Linked DNA regions of Mus musculus: region 1 is linked to region 2. The links are chromatin loops, found by intact Hi-C in ENCODE. Cell type or tissue: heart. All regions are shown on one strand. Links, peaks and the distances in the headings refer to the core of each region. The heading gives the core; the rest is flanking DNA.

Region 1 (5,000 bases), core at 1-5,000, 550 kb after region 2:
ACTGCATTTTCCCCCCAAGTGGTGCGTACTTTATGGTTCGAGTGCCACCTACAGCCCAGAAATCATGTGCTTACAGTGAGCATCCTAACAGGGTAACTGAAAAGTTTTCATTAGGATGAAGTTTACAGAGTTAAGGACATATTCAGATAGATCCTCAGACATGAAAAGTCAACTGTGTATTTCCTAAGTCTGGCAAAATGAGGGGTGCCATACTCCCAAGTCCTTTGTAGGAGTGTGGGTGGGCAACAATGGTGTCTACTTGGCAGGGAGGTATGGCTCACTCTTTGAAGGTAACTAGATGTTTAAAACCACTATCACTCCCTTCTTCAGTCTCCTTTTTGTTGTTGTTGTTGGCTTCTCTGTTTCTGAGAACAAAAGACACTCATATAAATGAATCACTTTATTCTGGCTCCTGCACATAGAACTGGTACTGAAGTTGATTTGATGGAGTAAATACAGAACAGAATGCCAAAGGGCTCCATGAAAAAATGTCCAGCCAGTACCTTACTCTTAAAGCACAGTATCTAAATTTTATTAACAATTACAAAGAGTATGCCATCTGCAGCATCCCTGAAACTAATCATTGTAGAATGGCAGTGATAAATTAAGATTCCACTTGTTTTTGTACAAGCATAAAGGGAACATAATGGAGAAATGAAATTACAGTGTGTATTCCTGATTAATTGTCAAATATCATTTTAAAGCCATGATGACCTTGACCCCATGACTAAATGATGCCAGATACCCTGAAGACTCTTCTCAGGGTCTTGGGAAGAAGCAATTAACCTAGGCATTTTCATTTTTTTTTTTGTTTTGGTTTGATGTAGACTTATTCACTGCTGCACACCAAGCCTGCCTTGTGCTGGTGACATGCAACCACAGTGGAGTCTTCCTTATCATAGTCCATAGTTGTAGCCCATTGTGTTCATAATGTATCCTAGGAAACAGTTGAAAGTGAAAAGTTTTGGTCAAGAAATAGGTTGGCTTATTTTATGTGATACATCAAGAGAAAGCATGATGCTTCCAAGACCCAAAGAAGTATAATACAGAAATCTGCCATCACTGTGATGTTGGACTCACCTTTCTGAAAGGGGAGCTTTGGCAGCATCCAGGTATGACTGGACGCAAGACCATTAACTTCTGGGGGATGAATAAGGTCTTCGCTTCTGTGCTTCTCTGTAGTAACTCCTTTAGAGTCCCTTTACAGTTACAGAAACTGGAGCACAGACTTCCACAGGACTGCATCCTTTTTTGCATAAAGAGACATAGGGGGATAAGGGGCATTTCCTGTCATTACCACACATAACTGGGAAATCGCTTGATTGAGGGCTACACTGTAGTTCATACCAGAGATACCTTCAAGTCTGGAAGCTTCTTCTACAACCTTAGAGTCAACTTGGTTAAAAGAGAGAACAAGAAAGGAAGGTGTGAAGGAAAGTCCCCTTGTGGTGAGAAATTCCTGTGCAGTTTTCATTTAATCATAAAGTCAATGACTATAAATGGCACTTGACAGTTAAGTCAGCATGCGCCTTATAATCCAGTTTCTCTGTTGTGCCTCCTCTGTGTATGTATAAAATCAAGTGGGCACTTACAATTTATTATTATGTTTCACAGTGATCACCTAGGTGCAGAACCAGAGCGGGATCCTTTCTCTGGGGCATTTTGAGTCCCTGCCACATTCTCCCACATGGGGCTCAGGGCCATCTGAGTATGGTGCAATTCCTGAAGGTTGTTGTGGTAGTTACCAACAATCTGGTGGTTTGAAACGTTGAGCCTTTAGTCTGTCATAGTCCTGGAAGGCAGACATCTGAAACTCAGTTACCAACACTGGTAACAGATAATACAAATTCAAGAGACACATGAGAATGAAATCGTTTTTAATATACAATTCTACAAACATGAACCCCAACATGAGTGTAAGGCAGCAATGAATGCCATTCCCTTTGGAGCAGTATAGTGGGTTTTAAAGTCCCTTGATGGTGAAAAGTTCCTGTCCTGTCTTTCCATAGGCCATGACTCTCCCCCTTCCCAAATTTCTTTTCCTGTTGGTTAAAGGCACAGAGTTATCTGATAACTAATTTGGGCACTGAGATGGCAGCTGTCCATGACCCCGGGCTCAGTGCTGCAGCAGACAACCTGTAACTCTGCAGCTCTCAGAGTTCCGAGATATGTGGTGCCAGCCCCCAGCTAGGGTATAAAGAGACCTCGTGCCTCCCACTTTTCTAACCCTATCCCCTTCCTAGGTTTTGTTCTCAGGTCAATCATGTTGTTCTGTACATGTGGTCATTTGTTCAACAAATATTTGAGTACCTCTCTTAAGCAAGATTATAAGGCATACTGGGTGGAGGACAGGTACTAGCATGAACTTGATCTTTGACTTGGGATATCAATTAGAGTTTAAAGCATTGTCCTAGATAAAACCCAGCAACAGCAACACGAGTCCATCATGAACACTGAGCAACCAGCTGTGTTGAGCATAGTCTGTTCCCTTATCCACCTGCATTGTGCTCACTGTGGCTCTCATTTCCACACGCATGTGCACACATTTTTATAATGCCCAGAGCCCTCAAAGGCTTTCTTTAAGCAGTTGAGTCACCCACTAAACCCATCACACTGCCCGTTCAAGGGAAGTTGATCTAAGGAGCCAATGGAAGGAGGGATAATCATCGGTGTCCTTTTCATCCAGGATGTAACAGAAATCGTGTCTCTATTTACTAAAAAGCAAAATTGGGCAGCCAGTTTGCTTGTGGTATAAAATCCTTTCCCATGTAGTTGTAACCGTTTCATGGAAAGTTCACCATGTTCTTAGAGAATAACCGATTCCTCTGTTAATCATTGAATCCCACTACAGTGACATCTCCTGGCCGATGTGAGAGATGACAGGTAGACCTCTGAGGGATTTGAAATTCTTGAGATCAAAAAGCAATGAGAGAAAATTTGGTTTATCGGATGCCTGCTTTCCAACCTCCAGCATTGTATAATATTCGATTCCTATTCTGATTATCCCTACCTTCAGAGCAAAGACGGTTTGAGAAACCTAAAATAATAGTAGCTCTGTTTACTAAGGAGAAATCAATAAAGTGAAGTCGAAGAAAAAGACACAACATGGTTCTAGTGAGAAGACCCCGTGGGAAATGACGGCAGGGACTTGTAACGTTAGATAGTCAGGCTTTCTGCTCAGAGACTCTCAACCCTCTCCTTATCTTTGCATACAAGTTGGAAGACAGGCTATAAAAAAACTATCTTTTTTTTTTTTTTTTTTTTTTTTTTTTTTTTTTTGCTTTGGGATTCAAGGCTGACCAGTGATCACACAATTGTGTGCTGACTTTCGGCTCCTTTATTCACGTTTTACAACAAAACAGCCATTGTTTACAGCCTAATAATAATATAATTGCAGACAGGCAGGAATAAAAACACAAAAGGTCTTTCCTCCACAGATAGAAAGTTGGCTTTGATACAGGCCAGGGAGAGCAAACTGGGTGCATTTCCTGTGAAAATGTTTTTTTCATGATGTCGTAATGCAAATTGCTCATGGAGCTTTTAAAGACTTAGAACTTCTAAGATGTACCCTGCATGCTACTCTGCTGTGCTTCCTTGATGGTCTGCCTCACATCCAGCCTGGTTTCCCCCCTCCACCCCCACCCACATCTCTGTCTTTCTGTCTCTGTTTCTTTCTCTCTCAGTGTCTGTCTTTTTCTCTGTCTCTATCTCTCTCTCTGTCTCTGTCTCTGTCTCTCTCTGTCTCTCTCTCTCTCTCTCTCTCTGTGTGTGTGTGTGTGTGTGTGTGTGTGTGTGTGTGTAGTGTCTCTGGAGCTGTCTATTCATCTCTGTTTTCTTCCATAGCAAATGAGGAAGGTAGAAACTCTGTGGTTGTCACAGAAATGTATCCAAGGCACCTTGGTAATGTGAGATAAAACTGGAGTAGCTCCTACAGTACTAGAAACCCCTTCTTCTAAGGGGACCTTGATGTTTTGTTGTTCTAAGTATGTAAGATTGCTGTCCAGATAGGATATAGCTTAACCTTGATTCACTTTTTCACATTTGAGCTATAAAATGCAATTTTAGAAGCTAACATGTTTGAGAGGTCTGTAGGTCTTAAAAAGTAAAGAGTTCTAATATCAATACTCATAAGTGACAAATAATGTAATTGTCCTCAATATACCATTGTATTATGTCAACCAAAAATATTTATGTCCTAAACACACTATTAATTTAGTCTTTTAAAAGTCTACAGTAGGGACACAGTTCCAGAATCATTTGTGAACAGTTGATGTGTTTGGTCACTAAAATCAGCCCAACATGTACATCGTGTTCATTTTTTAAGAGAAGTGTTTTGTTTTGTTATAGAAGAGAACAGTGGTCTTTAGGTGAAAGACGAAATAGAACATAGAGAATTTTCTTACAAGGAAATTCAAATGTTTCTTTAAAAATTCTGCCTAATTAGAGATGAAGGGGCACAGAGCATTCTGTTGGCTTCAAGGCATCCTCACAGAATACTCCACAGAAGAGTACAGAACCCAGAGGAATGGGAGACAAGTCTCAAAAACACAATAGCACCGAAGCAAAAACTACCATTTTGCTTACTGCTGAATGTTTTTATGGCAATCTGTCATCTATTTTCCAAGTTTGCGACCTACCAGGCATTTCTCCTAGGTAAGCTAAAGTGTGTATTTTCTCACTAAAGTGGCATGTCATTTGAAATCAAGGCTTTGTATTGATCCACACTGTCTCTGCTTGAGCTGATTGCCCAAAGAATCATTCGTTCAGTGATGAATAAATCTAGAAGCGTGACAGGACTCTCAAAATCAACCCCATCTAGGTGATTTTCTGACAGAGGAAAAAAATAGAGTGCTTTCTTATAAGAAAAGATCAATTGGGGACATAGCTATGAATCTCAATGACAATAAGGGCATATTTTTGGATAAGTGCAAGACCAGTGGGCAAGTCAGTGCTTTTTGTTTTAGATGATGCTAAACTGTAGCCTCCAGCCAACCTGGCTT
Region 2 (13,816 bases), core at 3,695-8,694:
ATAAGTAATAGAAAGCCAACATTCACGTGGAAACTGAACAACACTCTTCTCAATGATACCTTGGTCAAGGAAGGAAAAAAGAAAGAAATTAAAGACTTTTTAGAGTTTAATGAAAATGACGCCACTTCATACCCAAACTTATGGGACACAATGAAAGCATTTCTAAGAGGGAAACTCATAGCTCTGAGTGCCTCCAAAAGGAAACTAGAGAGAGCACACACTAGCAGCTTGACAACACACCTAAAAGCTCTAGAAAAAAAGGAAGCAAATTCACCCAAGAGGAGTTGATGGCAGGAAATAATCAAACTCAGGGGTGAAATCAACCAAGTGGAAACAAGAAGAACTATTCAAAGAATCAACCAAAGGAGGAGCTGGTTTTTTTGAGAAAATCAACAAGATAGATAAACCCTTAGCCAGACTCACTAGAGGAGACAGGGAAAGCATCCTAATTAACAAAATCAGAAATGAAATGGGAGACATAACAACAGACCCTGAAGAAATCCAAAACACCATCAGATCCTTCTACAAAAGGCTATACTCAACAAAACTGGAAAACCTGGATGAAATGGACAAATTTCTAGACAGATACCAGGTACCAGAGTTAAATCAGGATCAAGTTAATGATCTAAAAAGTCCTATATACCCTAAAAAAAATAGAAGCAGTCATTAATAGTCTCCCAACCAAAAAAAGCCCAGGACCAGATGGGTTTAGTGCAGAGTTCTATCAGACCTTCAAAGAAGATCTAATTCCAGTTCTTTAAAAACTATTCCACAAAATAGCAGCAGAAGGTACCCTACCCAATTCATTCTATGAAGCCACAAAAACTCTGATACCTAAAACACAGAAAGACCCAACAAAGATAGAGAACTTCAGACCAATTTCCCTTATGAATATCGATGCAAAAATACTCAATAATTTCTTGCTTACCAAATCCAAGAACACATCAAAACAATTGTCCATCCTGGCCAAGTAGGTTTCATTCCAGGGATGCAGGGATGGTTTAATATATGGAAATCCATCAACATAATCCACTATATAAACAAACTCAAAGACAAAAACCACATGATCATCTTAGATGTTGAGAAAGCATTTGACAAAATCCAACACCCATTCATGATAAAAGTCTTGGAAAGATCAGGAATTCAAGGCCCATACCTAAACATGATAAAAGCAATCTACAGCAAACCAGTAGCCAACATCAAAGTAAATGGTGAGAAGCTGGAAGCAATCCCATTAAAATCAGGGACTAGACAAGGCTGTCCTCTCTCTCCCTACCTATTCAACATTGTACTTGAAGTCCTAGCCAGAGCAATTCAACAACAAAAGGAGATATAGGGGATACAAATTGGAAAGGAAGAAGTAAAAATATCACTTTTTGCAGATGATATGATAGAATATATAAGTGACCCTAAAAATTCCACCAGAGAACTCTTAAACCTGATAAACAGCTTTGGTCAAGTAGCTGGATATAAAATTAACTCAAACAAGTCAATGGCCTTTCTCTACACAAAGGATAAACAGGCTGAGAGAGAAATTAGGGAAACAACACTCTTCTTAATAGTCACAAATAATATAAAATACCTTGGCATGACTCTAACTAAGGAAGTGAAAGAACTGTATGATAAAAACTTCAATTCTCTGAAGAAAGAAATTAACAAGATCTTAGAAGATGGAAAGATCTCCCATGCTTATGGATGGTAGGATCAATATAGTAAAAATGGATCTCTTGCCAAAAGCAATCTAAATTCCAACTCAATTCTTCAATGAATTAGAAAGGACAATCTGCAAATTCATCTGGAATAACAAAAAATCTAGGATAGCAAAAACTCTCCTCAAGGATAAAAGAACCTCTGGTGGAATCACCATGCCTGAGCTAAAGCTGTACTACAGAGCAATTGTGATAAAAATTGCATGGTACTGGTATATTGACAGACAAGTAGACCAATGGAATAGAATTGAAGACCCAGAAATGAACCTGCACACCTATGGTCACTTGATCTTTGACAAGGGAGCTAAAACCATGCAGTGGAAAAAAGACAGCAATTTCAACAAATGGTGCCTGCACAACTGGCAGTTATCATGTAGAAGAATGGGAATTGATCCATTCCTATCTCCTTGTACTAAGGTCAAATCTAAGTGGATTAAGGAACTCCATATAAAATCAGAGACACTGAAACTTATAGAGGAGAAAATGGGGGAACGCCTCAAAGATATTGGCACAGGGGAAAAATTCCTGAATAGAACAGCAATGGCTTGTTCTGTAAGACTGAGAATCGACAATTGGGACCTCATAAAATTGCAAACCTTCTGTAAGGCAAAAGACACCGTCAATAAGACAAAAAGGCCACCAACAGATTGGGAAAGGATCTTTACCTATCCTAAATCAGATAGGGTACTAATACCCAAGATATATAAAGAGCTCAAGAAGGTGGACTCCAGAAAATCAAATAACCCCATTAAAAAATGGGGCTCAGAGCTAAACAAAGAATTCTCACGTGAGGTATACCAAATGGCTGAGAAGCACCTGAAAAAATGTTCAGCATCCTTAATCATCAGGGAAATGCAAATCAAAACAACCCTGAGATTCCAACTCACACCAATCAGAATGGCTAAGATCAAAAATTCAGGTGACAGCAGATGCTGGCGAGGATGTGGTGAAAGAGGAACACTCCTCCTTTGTTGGTGGGATTGCAAGCTTGTATAACCACTCTGGAAATCAGTCTGGCGGTTCCTCAGAAAATTGGACATAGTATTACCGGAGGATCCTGCAATACCTCTCCTGGGCATATATCCAGAAGATGTTCCAACTGGTAATAAGGACACATGCTCTACTATGTTCATAGCAGCCTTATTTATAATAGCCAGAAGCTGGAAAGAACCCAGATGCCCCTCAACAGAGGAATGGATACAGAAAATGTACATTTACACAATGGAGTACTACTCAGCTATTAAAAATAATGAATTTATGAAATTCCTAGGCAAATGAATGGACCTGGAGGGTATCATCCTAAGTGAGGTAATCCAATCACAAAAGAACTCACATGATATGTACTCACTGATAAGTGGATATTAGCCCAGAAACTTAGCATACCCAAGGTACAAGATACTATTTGAAAAACAAATGAAACTCAAGAAGAATGAAGATGAAAGTCTGGACACTTTGCTCCTTCTTAAATTTGGGAACAAAACACCCATGCAAGGAGCTACCGAGAAAAAGATTGGAGCTGTTAAGAAAGGATGGACCATCTAGAGACTGCCATACACGGAGATCCATCCCATAATCAGCCCCCAAACGCTGACACCAATGTATACACTAGCAAGATTTTGCTGAAAGGACCCAGATATAGCTGTCTCTAGTGAGGCAATGCCGGGGCCTAGCAAACACACAAGTGGATGCTCACAGTCAGCTATTGGATGGAACACAGGGCCCCCAGTGGAGGAGCTAGAGAATGTACCCCAGGACCTAAACGAGTCTGCAACCCTATAGGTGGAACAACAATATGAACTAACCAGTTCCCCCCAGAGCTCGTGTCTCTAGCTGCATATGTATCAGAAGATGACCTATTCAGCCATCATTGGAAAGAGAGGCCCATTGGTCTTGCAAACTTTATATGCCCTAGTACAGGGTAGCTCCAGGGCCAAGAAGTGGGAGTGGGGGGAGGTGAATTGTGGGAGAGGGTTTGGGGTACCTTTGGGGTAGCATTGAAAATGTAAATGAATAAAATACCTAATTAAATAATAATAATAAAAAATAAAAAATAAGTTTACAGCAAAAGAAAAAAAAAGAGTTTGTATTGCTTGTCTAAAAGGGGGGCACTTAGTAGCATCAAATACATTGAAAATCATAAATAGCTGAAATAATTGTCAAATTTCTATCCAATCCTTATTATGTCAATGTGTTTCCAAACTTTTTTCTTTAGTTACAAGTCATGTATTCTGGGTAAATGTCACACGCACTGAGAAGTTTTCCAAGAGCATATCAAAATTCATGTAAACATAAGCTGAGAGGACGTCACATGTCATAACTCAAAATCATCCACACTTGTAGGCTTATAGAACTGATCAAATCTTTGAAGTAAGGTTTTGCTGTAGACCCGCTAGACTGGAGTATGCTATGTTCCTCAAACTGAGCTTGAACTTGCCGTCTTCCCACCTCTGACTTCTAAGATCTCATTTTTATGACCTTCCTTAGTCTATATTAGAGAGAATGGGAAGGGTTTACTAATATGCATAGCATGTGTGTGCATTCAAGTTAAAGCTCATGAGTTTTGCATAGGTTGCTTGGACATGAAGGTTTTTGAACTCCAGTTTTCTCTCAGCTTCAACATTTCTTGCCTTTCAATCTTGTTTTCTTTCAACAAAACGTGACTACTTTCTTCAGAGTAAACAGGCAGGCTATAAAAAGCTTTATAAATCGTCCCAGGGTTTAGCAAGCTCCCACCAAACAAAAACCCTAAGGCATCCAGTGTTCATGATTCAAGAACTTGCAGATTGGATTTCCCTTAGAATACACAAGAGCTTAAAAGTGAAGGGCGGACGTTGTTAGCCAACTGTACTTGAGGTTTTGTGGGAGCTAAGACCTTCAGAAAGGCTCCAGAGATACCTTTCTAGTCTCAGATCTGACTAGATTTCCCTGTACAGAATGGAATGGGTTCCTCAGTGTCATGATGGATGTGTGTACACAGCTTGAAATGTCCCTGCACGTGTTGTACAAGCCACAGTAAAAAAAACCAAGGGCAAAGACATGATGCCCTCTAGATCATTGTTTCCTTTTCATAAAGATATCAACAAAATCATTTGTTGCCTAAGATGAGAAAACTTGGTCTTTGGTGCTGCTAGAAGAATAACTAGATTGTGACCTGGAGTAGGCAAATGCAGTGCAGGTGACATGGACCACTAGTTGAGACAATTTTCATAGCTTTTCTTGGAAGCAGGAACGCACATAAATAAGCCAGTTGCCAGAGTCACAGCACTACCTAGTTCTTCGATCAACCTTTTGTAATTCTTCTCAGTGGTGTGCATAAAAATATCGAGGTACACTTTGATAGGAGGTTTATAGAACTGATCAAACCTTTGAAACAAAGTTTTGCTATGTAGACCAGGCTAGACTGGAGTATCCTATGTTGCTCAAACTTGCTTGGACTTGCTATCTTCCTACCTCCGACTTCTAAGATCGCATTTTTATGACCATTCTTAGTTTATGTTAGAGTGGATGGGAAGGGTTTGCTAATATGCACAGCATGTGTGTGCATACAAATTATAATTCCCAGTATGGCAGTCAGTTCATTTAGCTAAATGAAACATTCAATGTAATGATAGTTGTTTTGGTTCTGCAGACATTGCTTGCAAGGTAAAATTCAGGTTGGAATAGAATTGTCAAAAGAATGTACCAAACAAATCTTTCGGGTGTGACCTAGCATGCATCATTCATTCTAATGGGATACTGAGAAATTCCAGGATGCCTGCTCAGAGAAGGCATCCTGTGAACTTCCCCTAAGGTCTCCTGCGTGGTCAGAAGATGGGAGCCAGGAATAATTACCCTGCCTGAGGGAACTGAGGTCATCTGGTCTCTCCTCTTGCTGTCCAGCCACTGCTGAGTGAGCGTATGGCTTGATGGTTTGAAGTTTAAGAAATATTGGACAACGGAAGTCTTAGGTGAGATGTGTCTTCCTCAACAACAGTTTTGTATAATTTGGGGTGAATTAGGCAAAAATTTGTCTTCAAATCCTCTTACGTTTTTCACACACGTAAGAAAAGATAAAATCATTTTCATAGAAAGTGCTTCTAGACTATTTTATTTTTGCATATAACCAGGTAAGTTAGTGCTGAGACATAAAGGCCACCTTCACAGCTCAGTGGCTTAATGCAATTACTGTTTATTTTCTGCCACTTTTTGAATACTGTCTGGGAGTTCTGACTCCACATAGCTTTCACCCTTACTCTTGTGTCTAGGCTATGCTTGAACACAATCAAGCATGTCAGAAGAAGGAAAAAAAGAGTAGCCAGAAACACACTGTTTGGTCTGCTTAGAATTTGGTGTCCAAGGACAAAATGCCAGTGGAGTCAGTGCAGTTTTAAATGTGGCCAGAAGAGGGAGCTGGGATAATTATAAACCATCCCTATGGCTAACACTATAGGCCCACAATCCATGGGAACTAATGCACTTTTCAGTGTATTTATTCGCTTATTCTTTTGTCTGCCAAAAATATGCTATTATTAGCGAAACACTTTTAGAGGTCAAAATGCAAGCGTTGTTCCTAGACATCACAGGTAGAGTGTCGTGGATTTTGTGAAATGATAGAGTAATTGACCAGCAGAAGCTATTCTCATAAATAGAACAGCTTCCACTTCTGGTTCAATCAATTAATATTTTCTTCAAGGAGAAAAAAATATTCCGGGAGCAAATTCAGAGTTTCCATGTTGAAATATAACGTTGAAATAAAAAATCATACAAAAGTGACTGGTGGAAGTATTGTTTTAGCTCCACAAGATTACTTGAGTAATATTCAAGCATATATACTTGACTCTTTCCATCTTCCCATTTACCTCTGGTTTAACTAATAGTTTAGTGTGTGTGTGCGCACGCGCGTGTGCGCACACGCATGCATGCTTCAAAAGAGTTAAAATAAAAATAGACTCAAAGCTGAACTTGTTCACACAGGCATAGAAATTTAGCAAATAATCAGTTGAATCCGGAGGTGAGAAAAAAAGGCAATGGAAAAAGGTCTGGCCATAAACTAGAAGGGAAGTACACAGAAAAAGTTATTAGGCGAAGGATAGGAATAATTCTAACACATTTCTATGGCAATGAGCAACTGACATGTCTTTGAATAATGGTTCTGTTTGCATATCTATTCCAGAATCCAATTAAAGTTTTGGGTCAGCAGACAGACTGTAGTGTACTCTTGACTTGTTTAAAATTCAAATGCCGAAATAGAACATGCTTTCATTTGCTACAACTAAAATAAACGTCTTCTGAGATTATATAGTGAACCTGATAAGGTCTAAATCAAGAAGGCTCACATCATGTCCTGTGCTCCTGGCTAAACTGTCCAGAGAGCAGTTGTGAGCTTGGTAAAAACTCACAAATGTGCTCTTGGTTAGAATGAAGTACCCTCCCCAACATACTTTCAGGGTTCCATCAGGAAATATGTTGTGCGCATGTGCAAGGTGTTTGAGGCGCGATTCAGGAAGTGGCGTTTTCAAGGAGTAGACCAGGATGGGAGTGAGGTAAGTGAATGAAGGATGGCTTCCCTGAGAAGAGGAAGAGCCTCTGCACGGGGCGCTCCCTTTGCAAGGAGTGCAGTGACCTCCGTAGAATACATTCACGAATAGCCTACTGTCTAAGAAGAAGATGGCTGGACGGATGAGTGCATAGCATGTGGCTCCCTCATCTCAGATATTTCTTAGGTATGACCTTGTCTGGGCTAAATCACCAAGAAAAGAGAGGGAAAGGGGTTATGTTGCTATAGTTCATAAAGTTCGAAATAGAGGCTCATAGCAGTATGTACTGGACAGTGGCCACGGGAGAGTAACAGACTATTGCACACAATTCTGTTTGTTTGCTTTGGAAAGGGTCTCACTATGTAGATCTGGCTGTCCAGGAAGTCACCATGTAGACCAGGCTGGCCTCAAATGCACAGAGATCTTCCTGCCTCTGTCTCCCAAGTGCTGGGATTACGGGTGTGCACCACCGCACCTGGTTTATTACATGGAATTCTAGCACGGGGCATGTTTGTGGTCTTTGAACACCTACATTCCTTCAACTGTGAAAATATTTTATTTATAGCAATTCCTGCTCAGTCCTACTGGAGATAACTAAATTTAAGAAAGAGGGCAAGGTTAGGGACTGGAAAAGTGAGGAACAATTACGTCACAGGACAGTTGAGATTTTACCGGGTTATGCTCTGATGCAATGGGAAGAAGGGAGGGAATAGAGAGAGTCGGGACTCAGTGGAGTGTTCCTGCCCCTGGAAAGACGACTGAGGAGTCATGTTTTTCAAACAAAAATCATCCGAGGATGAAGCCATAGGACTGCTTCTGGGAGGAGGGAGCTGAAGATGTCATGAGAAAACCTACATCGCATGTTCTAAGCCTTGTCTGGGTTCTGCTAAGAGCCTCAACTTCTGGAAAACTCACCTATGAGGTCATGTATACCATCTTACATCCTTCAGTTGCTCTTCCTTCCTAAGCATCTGAATTTCTTATGGGACATAGACACCCTTGGGAATGGTTACAACGATAGAATCACAAAAGCATGATTACCCAGGGAACAGACCAGAGACAGTAACGCCTTGAGTCCTAAGTAACTGCTGTGAAGTCAGACCCATTTACTAATAAAATTTTGAAGCCGTAGAAGAGAGGGTTCCTTGAAATAGACGAAAGCAGAGAGTTAAATATAAACTAGTTCCGGCTGCGAGGTTAAGGTGGATAGTTCAGCATGACTATTCTAGGCTGTCTGCACCTAATTTTAGTAATGCGAAGCACACTGATGAATGCTCTGACGCTCGTGCATCATCTCTACTGCAGTCTTGCAAAGCCTGGGGCACTCTTCTTTGAGGTTTTGAGCAAATGGTTATTCCTAAGAGTGGGCACACATACAGGGGGCTTTGAAGTGATAATGGAGACATTTTACGGGTTGCATTCTTTTTATTTGGAACTTCGATACTAGTGTATTCCAGACTTCGTGACATCTTTCTCTTTCCTCATAGTTGACAATTCATTTTCAGCCATAGTAAATCTGTGTCCATGAACGCTAAAAGTCTTTCAACTTTATTCAGACACTATAACTTTGTGGCTACTGCCAAGATTGGATCTAAAAAGATAAATATCAGGTAAGTAATACTCTTGGGCCTTTCCAACTTCTGTAGCTTTGGAATTCCTCAATGATTGACCCTGCATGTCTGTCTTGTGGACTTCCAAGAGCCCTCAAAGAACTCGTCACAGAGTAAAGTGTGAAAGGGATTTGTTGTTGTCGTGTGTTTTTCCTGGAACCCATCATAACATTTTCCGTTCTCAGCACCTCAGCCATTGCACACATGTTCATTTAGACGATTCCACTGAATGTTTACTGAGCATCTCACAAGGTCAGATCACTGTGCTCAGTAGACGGGAAATAAACACATCAGAACTCAACCATGTGATGCTAAAATTGTCTTGGCTAGAAAATTTTGAATTTTGAATACAGGGTATAAATTTTAAATATCCTGAGTTCCTTTTCTTTGTCATTTTAACCTGGACATTGTTTTCAAAAGTGGAATTACAGGGGCTGAAGAGATGGCTCAGTGATTTAGAACATTCTTTGCTCTTACAGAGGATCTAGACTTGATCCTTATACCTGTGTGGTGGTCTACAACCATGTGCAACTGCAGTTCTCGTCATTCAGAAGCCCTCTTCTGAGTCTGAGAGCATCAGAACACAAATGGTGAATATATGACACATGCAGGCAAAAGTGTCATATGCCTAAGCGTTTTTTCCCTTTCCCCATGTCTGAACTTTTTCAAGTGTAGAATTACATAGTTTTGTTTAGTTCTTCTTCCTTATCATTTATGTTACTTTTATATTTTTCTCTAGGTATGATTTTAAAGTCCTATGTTAGTATAATTTTATTATACATAATTAATATATAATTTACAATAAATACTTCAATATATAAATATATATGAGCTGTTTAAACTACATATCAAACTTAAGCTGTTTTTATTAGTTGTTGGCTTTTTTGTAAATATTTTGAGAACAGGTTTGTTTTTTAATTACATTTTTGATCCTCAAATTCTAGAGAAAAAGAAAATTTCAAAATTGACTAAATAAAAACGCAGTAAAAGAGAGAATAAAATGGCAGAACAGTTATTGTACAAGCCACTGAATGGGCTAGACCAGCCATCATAAGGATTCTAGACCCAAGCTCTTGAGATCAGGACCTCAAGAATAATGTCAAAGCAAGGGTAACTGTTGAAATGGCCTTTGGGTCAGAAGGACTTTGAAGTGAGTGGCAAGGACACACTTCTTTCTTTGCTCCTTGACAAGTGTCAATTTCTTTTCTCTTGCAAAATATTTTTGCAGAAGAGGGAAGGTAAGTTTTGTCTCATGCAAGTTTCGGATGGAGCTGATGGGTACTGGAGTATAATATTGAGAAGGACGCTGAAGTTCAGTCTGGAAAAGACAAAGTGGTCCTTACAGATGCTTCCCACTGGATACAAACTTGTTCACAGTGATGCCCCAGGATGGGATATCTCCTTGCAAACTTTGGAAGGAGCCTGCAAACCATGTTTTATAATGTATGGGGAAAAGAGGTTCTGGGGGCAATTAGCCCTCCCGGGATTCCTCAACTCCTCTCCTCCTCTTCCTCCTCCTCCCACTCCTCCTCTACCTCCTCCTCCTCCTTCCCTTCCTGCTCCTCCTCCTCTGCCTCCTCCTTCTTGAGAGGCACTATGTAGGCCAGTTCCTAAACAGTCCTATGACTTATCCTCTGACTGATACGTTTACAGGCATGTACCACCATATAAAATAATTAAGTGCTTTAAAAAAATAAAATGGCTTGCACAAATTGTAAGCCTATAAACTTTGCCCACTTTTGAGATGAATCTTGGTGGTCAAGCTACCCTACCTATGATTGTAGAGGGTATAATGAGGTTGCAAGGGCTCTTAGATGGTGGGTAGTAAGCAGCATATGCTATGTATTTTTATAAACTTTGGGTTTTAGAATTAACCAACGAAGCAAGATCATGGGTTTTGCAGGGATGCTTTTGATGCTAAAACTCTATGACAGACTCAGAATTAAACTCTGTCAGTTCCTATGCATGGCAGAACATAGGCCCTGGGAAAAGAACAAGGCAGTTACCACCATGGTTCGTGCTGCCCACTTGGGTAGAGTTCCACCTCACTCTTACCCGCATCAATGCACATCATGTGTTCGGACTGTCATAATATTTATCTACAACATCTGGAATGTGACAAAGAGTGGGGTTTGTGCCTTCTTTCAAATCTGATCCATGGCGTGGTTTATTTGAACTGGTACAGGGTAGGAAGAAGCTTTATACAAAAGGACATCTGGGAAGAGATATACTTGCTTTCCAAGACTCTAATGGCACCGTAAATCCACGAATCTCATGAAGGGCAGCAGATGTTCTCGTGGGAGTAACATGAAGAGAGGACTCTGGAAACTAAAGAAGGACCCAGCACTCCATGTCATACCAGGCTCACATTCTTTTTTGAAGGGTGCAGTGATCTCATGATTTTCTCTTTGGTTCCTAGACATGATGGGTTGACGAATCCTGCATCTAAGGCCAGGGTGTCACCTGATTAACTGCCGTGATCTTACCCAAAAGAGAGATGATTGGCATTTAGGGATTGGATGGCTCAAGAGCCAGGCAGGGAGGGCACGTCTGAAGAGTTCTGCTGGGACAGTGGCTGAAGTGGACCTGGAGATGTCTGTTCAAGGCCATCAGTGGCTGTAGTGTTGCCGAAGCCAGTGAGATTGCTTGTGTTTGCACTTACCTTCATAGTTCATCCCCACTGCTGCTTGTTTTCCTAGACATGGAAAGACAATAGATTGGGGCCAAAACACCAGTCCCAGGATGTCTAATTGAACCCAATTCCCAGGATGTACGGAGTGAACCCGAGTCCCAGGATGTACCGAGTGCATCGAGTCCCAAGATGTCTAAGTGAACCTGAGTCCTGGGCTGTACCGAGTGAACAGAGTTCTAGGATGTCCTAGGAGAACCTGAGTCCCAGGGTGTTCTAAGTGCTGTCCACCTTTTTTGTTCTTTTCCACCATATATCTTTTTTTTTTTTTTTTTTTTTAAAGATTTATTAATTTATTATATGTAAGTACACTGTAGCTGTCTTCAGACACACCAGAAGAGGGAGTCAGATCTCATTACGGATGGTTGTGAGCCACCATGTGGTTGCTGGGATTTGAACTCAGGACCTTTGGAAGAGCAGTGGGTGCTCTTACCTGCTGAGCCATCTCACCAGCCCCCACCATATATCTTTTAAGCAAATCATATTTAAATGCAATAGTTAAAATATTTTTCCTTTTCACATTTCTTTATTTCTGACTCCCAATTTGACCAGTAACTTGGATCCTTTGATGGGAGTGTTAGGGGAAAAAATGCAAGAAGGGAGAATTTATACATTTAAAATTCCAAAATGAAAGAAAAAAACCCCTTATATCTGCAAGTGTAATTTGAAAACTACATTGACGGCCAGTGAGGTGGCTCGGCACATAAAACTGCTTGGCACCAAGTGGAAGGACCCGAGTTCAATCCCAGAACCGTCCTGGAGGAAGGAGAGTACTGACTCCTATAAATTACCTTTTCACCTCTGCATCTGCATTCCCCATGCTCATGTGTGCTCCCACCCACAGAATAAATAATGTGTAAAAAGAGATCTACACTGAATATTTATTTTCTACTATGGCTAATTAAAAAATAAATTTATAGAAAATTTCAATAAAAAATTTGTAAATTTGTAAATTTTTTTTTAAGAATTTCAGACCTGAATTTTCTTTGTGTTGCCTCACTCTTTCCTCTCTGACCTTCCTGTGCAAGTCACTTCTCCTCTCAGACTCATGCACTTTTCTCCCATTATTATTATTATTATTATTATTATTATTATTATATACACATGCATATATAATACAACCTACTAAGTCTCAGTAATGGTGTCCATATGTACGTAACTTTACAGCTGACCACTTAGGCTTGGGTGGCCTATCAGGGGCTCATCTCCGAGGAGAACTGACTTCCTCCCCCTCAGCAGCATTGGTTACTTGGTTCTTCAATTACGGGTGGGACACAGTGATCCTCTTCCATGTTGGCATGGCCACTGCTGTGGTGTTGTGCTGGCGACCTTGTTGTGAGAGCTCATGGTCTCGATAGCCTTATCGTGTTCAGAAGACATGAACCAGTCCTCCTGGTCCTCTGGCCCTAATTGTCTTCCTGCCCTCTCTCCCATGATGTCCTCTGAGCCTTGTGTACAGATGTTCCACCTAGGGGTACTCATTCCACAGTCGTGAGTTCTCTGCACATTGGCCAGTAGTGGTTCTATATATTAGCTTTCGTCTTCTGAACAAAAGAAGCTTCTTTGATGAGGGGTGAGAGCTTCACTTACACATGGACACAAGGTTAAACATGTAGAAGGCAGGCAGCTCGGTAGTATGTTAATTTAGCTGGGTATATTAATTTAGAAAAGTAATAGTCATAGGGTATCCTCTAGGGTCTATGATCTTTTCAGCACTGCATTTTTGGCTCGGTCTATGATACCAGGAGTGAATTCCTTCCTATTGAGAGGGTCTTACACCCAATCACACTGCTGTTGGCTAATCCTAAGATGTTACTGGCTGGCTAATATTACACTTCACAGCATTCACAGCTGAGTGGGACTGTTGATAACTTTTATTCTCTGTGAGCTCCATTACACCTTCAAACACTATGAGAGCTATCCCTCAGGTCAAAGGTTTCCAAGTCAGCTCCAGCTTGACTTTTCCTAATCCCATGACCTAAGTGTGTGGTGTCTTCTGCAATTACTCTCCAAGTTATAACAGGCAATCATGACAAATGTCAATAGCCAGTGTTCTTTAATGGGTCTCATGGATCCACAATCCAGAGCATAAAAGAAGGTATCTCAACACTGGGCTTTTATTAAACAGCCTATGGCTCCAGGGGTCAAAGGTAGAATTACATTACCCCTCCATGTATGGTAACTTCAATTAACCTATCCATATATATATGTATTTTAAGAAATCATATGATTTAATGCTATAGTTGGTGAAGCTTATGAATAAAAAGATTTTTTCTAGTAGAAGTGTTTTGT

What was found. A loop is a pair of places that touch in the nucleus more often than their neighbours do. Peaks named below come from ENCODE experiments on the same cell type or tissue, not always from the same donor. Only the 100,000 strongest peaks of a DNase experiment are listed, where the experiment ranks them.
Region 1: it touches region 2 in a loop (3-fold over the local background); 20 of 42 quality-filtered maps call a loop at or near these places.

What each region holds. Positions count from the first base shown.
Region 1 is chr15:26,637,809-26,642,808 of GRCm38, reverse strand. The region is part of intron 2 of Fbxl7 (F-box and leucine-rich repeat protein 7); the gene reads left to right. Among named protein-coding and RNA genes, the nearest start is that of Gm52205, 25 kb to the left of the region's middle. In heart, for the core only: CTCF peaks have their summits at 49 (motif pointing left) and 2,869 (motif pointing left); no DNase peak of the experiment used is centred there.
Region 2 is chr15:27,182,173-27,195,988 of GRCm38, reverse strand. No RefSeq gene overlaps it. Among named protein-coding and RNA genes, the nearest start is that of Gm23903, 130 kb to the right of the region's middle. In heart, for the core only: a CTCF peak has its summit at 6,085 (motif pointing right); no DNase peak of the experiment used is centred there.